2 separate regions of the Homo sapiens genome follow, and region 1 is linked to region 2. A link is a loop called in an ENCODE intact Hi-C map of the cell type or tissue named here. Cell type or tissue: dorsolateral prefrontal cortex. All regions are shown on one strand.

What was found. Peaks named below come from ENCODE experiments on the same cell type or tissue, not always from the same donor. Only the 100,000 strongest peaks of a DNase experiment are listed, where the experiment ranks them.
Region 1: a loop joins it to region 2, with 5 times the contacts of the local background. A loop is called at or near these places in 58 of 110 quality-filtered maps.

Annotation. Positions count from the first base shown.
Region 1 is chr16:20,867,530-20,870,029 of GRCh38, forward strand. The region is part of intron 1 of DCUN1D3 (defective in cullin neddylation 1 domain containing 3); the gene reads right to left. Among named protein-coding and RNA genes, the nearest start is that of DCUN1D3, 32 kb to the right of the region's middle. In dorsolateral prefrontal cortex, no CTCF peak of the experiment used is centred here; a DNase peak (open chromatin) is centred at 1,542; H3K27ac peaks cover 2,471 bases.
Region 2 is chr16:21,082,820-21,085,319 of GRCh38, forward strand. The region is part of intron 19 of DNAH3 (dynein axonemal heavy chain 3); the gene reads right to left. Among named protein-coding and RNA genes, the nearest start is that of DNAH3, 67 kb to the right of the region's middle. In dorsolateral prefrontal cortex, a CTCF peak has its summit at 1,193 (motif pointing left); a DNase peak (open chromatin) is centred at 1,182.

The DNA of each region.
Region 1 (2,500 bases), 220 kb before region 2:
CACTGGCTAATTGTTTGACCCTAATGGAAGCCTGAATTTCCTCAATCTGCAAAATGATATCTGCCTGATAGAGCTCTTGAAAGGATTCAGTGAGGAACTGCAGATTAAAGGTACATGGCTTCAGAGAAAACACTTGATATGACAGCTGTTACTGTATCAGTAGTAGTAGTAGCTCAGTAGTATCTGGTTAGCCTGTTGGAAGCCCCAACTTACCCCATCTGAACAATGGGCTCCAGGCCTCAGATTCCACAGGCCCAGCTGGCCAGGACTTCCTATCCCTGCACTGAGTCACTGGCCCAGGGCTTGTTCCAAAACCGATTATCTTGCCACAGCACTGATCCTACTCAAATACACCACTACCCAGTAATGCTTGGAGGATCAGACTCTCCACAACACAGGATTTCCTTGTGATTGATCCTGAATAAAATCAAGCTGAGTATCTGCTGTGCCCAACGGACAATGAATTGCTGGTTATGCCCAGTCCCTAACCTGGAGCAGGCTTTCAGCCAGTTCCAAACTCCTTCCCCTCTCCACTTAGTCCCAACTCTGTAGATCTCTGCAAAAGAAAGGATGTCTAGCTTTCCACTCAGTTACTAATTTAATGGAACTGCCTTCCCAGTTGGTCCTCCTCCCCATCACTGCCACCTCTGAAGTGGACAGCCTCAGCACAATCTGGACATCCCAGCACCAAATTTTCAACAGCAACAGAGCATTATTAGTCCTGAATATCATTTGGTATTTGTTAATACATTAAGAAAGCTATATATAAATGTAGCTCTGTGAAGCAATTACCCCCATTTTACAGGAAACTAAACACAGACAAACTGAGGTCAAGGAGTCTATTTAGGAATGGAGGAAACAGAAGCGCAGTGATGAAGAGGATGAGCTCAGACAAACCAAGACAAACCATTGCCATTGCCATGGCAATCTCACCAAATAATGGGAACTGTCCGCATGGAACTTTAAATCGAGGCAGTTGTACCTCAAAGCACTATTGGGTAGAATAAATAACGCAGGTAAATGCTCTGCTCAATACCTGACTCACAGAAAGCATTTGGTTGGTGTTAGCCTCTATAATAGTTATAATTATTGTCACAACTTTGGTGACAGAATCGTCTCCCTTCTCCTAGAACAGTGCTCTTTTCAGGAGCCAGCCCAGATCTCCCATAGCGATTCAGGTCTGCTCACAATAAGTGACCATTCTCCTGCATTAGCAAGGGACACAAATGGGTTGAATGGAGCCAGAGACAAGGAGGGATGTGGAGAAAGAAAAGGCAGAAGAAAGAAGGAAAAAAAAAACCCATGCACTGGGGAAACCAACTTCTAGGCTTTTTTTCTTTTCTACTTATAGCTTTGAGTGTTTACCTGAAAGACCAAAGACAGCAGCTCTGCTCAGCTTCTGCTGGACCAAGATCAGCCTCCAGCTTCTCTCCCTCAGTCTCAGCCCAGCTGCTCTGCCTCTCCCTCCCTCCTCTGCACATCAGCCTCCAGACTCTTTCCTCCCCTGTGCCAGCGCTGGCCGCTGTTCCTGGGGATGGGCTTGGCTGGCTGCCTGGTCCTAGGCCTGGAGCGGCCACTGCTGAGCCCAAAGGGCAATCCCAGAGGCTGCAGTCCCTGGGTTGCTCTAGCTCCAAAGAGGGATCAGGAAGTTGTTCCCATCTCCTAGGCAGATCATGAAATGACAACCAGGCAAGTCCCTGTCTTCTAGGGGCTTACTCTCAACTGTGTCTTACAGAACAGAACCACCACAGAGGACAAACTCACACTGAGACTCTGTACAAATGCAGACAGGAGAAGGAGAGAGAAGTGTGAACTACTATTACGGAAAGAAAGGTAGGGAGGGACTGGGGACGTGAAATCAGTATCTGTGGAGCCTGGGGCTACATGCTTCATATTCATCATCACCTTCAAGCCTCCCAACAACCTCAAGAAAATAGTTGTTGCAGCTTTCATAGATTAGGAAACAGGTCTCTTAACTACTAAGCAGTAAGGCTGGAAAATAAAACCAGTCTGCCAGACTTTCCATGGGCAAGTTTCAGAGAGAAGGCAGGTTTAATTCTGGTCCTTAAATGTCTATAAGCATGAAATGGAAAGGAGGAGGGAGAGGGTTGATATGGTTGGCTCATGTTATTAATGTATATTAATAACAATATTGTAAAAATAATTACATATATTTATTGGCATGAATTATCACATGTAATCCACGACTCTATAAGGAAGACAATATAATCTTCATTTTACAGAGGGAGGAAGTGAATAGAGCTTGAGGGAGGTAGCCTGAGGTCACACAGCCAATGGAGGAGAAGGATTCAAATCCAGGCAGTCTGACTCTAAACTCGCCACTTTCCATCACTGGTCTCACTACTGTTCTCTGCTATGATGTGTGCCAGGATATTCCCCTACCCCTAAGGAGGTCCTGGTGCCCCAAGAAGAAAATGTCCAACATCCTATCAATGCCTAAGTATATTCCTGAGGAACCAAGTCAATAGGAACAGAATAC
Region 2 (2,500 bases):
TCCATCTCAAAAAAAAAAAAAAATTAACACAAATGGCTCACGTTATATTTGTACTAGTCACAGAGGGCCAGTTTTGGCATCTATCAGTGCAGTTTCTCCCTAAGATCAAATGTTACCTTGTTCCATCTTGCTTTTTTTTTAACAGTTAAATTTTTATTATTTTTTAAATTTTTATTATTTTTTAAATTTTTCTTTTTCCATACTTTTTTTTTTTTGAGAGAGAGTCTCGCTCTGTCACCCAGGCTGGAGTGCCATGGCGCAATCTCGGCTCACTGCAACCTCTGTCTCCTGGGTCCAATGATTTTCCTGCCTCAGCCTCCCAAGTAGTTGGGATTACAGGCGCATGGCACCACGCCCGGCTAATTTTTGTATTTTTAGTAGAAATGGGGTTTCGCCATGTTGGCCAGACTGCTCTCGAACTCCTGACCTCAGGTGATTTGTCTGCCTCGGCCTCCCAAAGTGTTGGGATTACAGGCGTGAGCCACTGCACCTGGCCAGACCAGGAGATTTTTTTATAATGACTCAGAAAGCACAAAAGCAAGGAACCCAGAAGTAGTTACCGTTGAAATAACGGTCTTGGAAGACCAAGAGTGTTATAGGCACATGATGAAAAAATAACCAAAATAACACTAATTGCAAATAGGACATCAGAAATGCACCTTAGTGTAGTGATCCAAAAAGCCTTTTAGATTTGTGGCTTCCATTTCGTTTGAAACCACAGTAGCAACCCCTTTGCTGTTATCTATAAAGTCTGTGCCCCAAACGTAAGGCTCTAACTTTTTCTACCTACGTTCTGTAAATGACCAGAACCCCCAGCACAGCCATGGCCTTGCTTCAGAAGATCCAGCTTCTAGACTTGAGTGCTACAGATGGCTCATCCTTCAGATCCCCCTGCCAGAGCTAGCATCTGTGGCAGTGGATCTCCTAAGTTAGGCATCAGGGCAGAGAATGACATCCCCAGGCCTGGGGCTGTCCCCAGGGCGGCCTGTGGTGTGACCTACATACACTGCAGGGAGGAATGGGCTCTGCCTAGGGGCAGTCCGGAGAGTATCTAGGGGCCTTTGTCCTTTCTGAACTTGCCTCTTAACTGCTCAGCCCACTGGGCTTCCATTTAGGGGCTCACTCCTTGGGAGCCACTGTCCTAGGGCTGTGCTCCCCGGCCCTCTCTCACTGTGGTTTACTGCCCCCTACTGCCCGCTCCCTTCCTCTGACCGGACCTTTTTTGCCTTTTTGACTTTTCCAGGCTGAGTCAAACAGTGTAGAAAAATTCCAATCCCCTTTCCCACCACCAACTAGCCATCTGACAATTCATCTCTCCAAGTCTCAGTTTTCCAATCCGTGAAATGGAGATAATAATAATCTCCACTTCAAAGGCCTGTTTTAAGGGTGAAATGTGAGAATCCAAATAAAGTATACAACACAGTACCCAGCACCATAGCTGGTACTCAGTACATTTTCAATATCATCATTATTATTATGGTTAGAATTTTTTTACTTTATTTATTTATTTATTTATTTATTGAGACAGGGTCTTTCTCTGTTGCCCAGGCTAGACTGCAGTGGCGCAATCACAGCTCACTGCAGCCTCAACCTCCCAGGCTCAAGTGATGCTCCCACCTTAGCTTCCCTAGCAGCTGGGACTACAGGCATGTGCCACCACGCCCGGCTAATTTTTTTGTATTTCTTGATGGGGTTTTGCAGTGTTGGCCCGGGCTGGTTCTCAGACTCCTGGGCTCAAGCGATCCACTTGCCTCGGCCTCTCAAAGTCCTGGGATTATAGGCGTGAGCCACGGCACCTGACTGGGATTTTTTAAATTTAAATTAATTAATTTTTTAAATAGATGGGTCACACTATGTTGCCCAGGTTGGCCTCAAGCTCCTGGCCTCAAGTGATCCTCCTGTCTCGGCCTCCTAAAGTGCTGAGATTAGTGGTGTGAGCTACCTCGCTTGGCCTGGTTGGGATTTTCTGAGTGCCCACATACAAGAATAGCATCATAGAGGAAGCACCAGGTGGAGCAGATGGCTTTCCCGGCCCCGCGGCATGTTCTCCAAATGCCATCGACAAGGACACTCTTGATAGTGCCATCTCATAGAGAAACCTGGCACTACCAGAGGCCACCTGTCCCACCTAAGCTCCCTAACCCCCCCATCCCCCCGATGCAGGTCAAAGTCCTAGTTAGGCTGGGTCCGTAGAGAGAGGCACCCCGTGAGCACCAGCTGACAGCAACTCCTCCTCTGCGGATCCCTCTGCTGGGGCGTTTCAAAACCAGAAGTCATGGCCAGGCACTGTGGCTCACGCCTGTAATCCCAGCACTTTAGGAGGCCAAGGCAGGAGGATCACTTGAGGCCAGGAATTTGAGACCAGCCTGGGCAACATAGTAAGACCCCCCCCATCTCTATTTTAAAAATCAATTAATTAAAATTACAATTAAAAAATATCCCAGCCAGGCACGGTGGCTCATGCCTATAATCCCAGAACTTTGGGAGGTTGAGGCGGGTG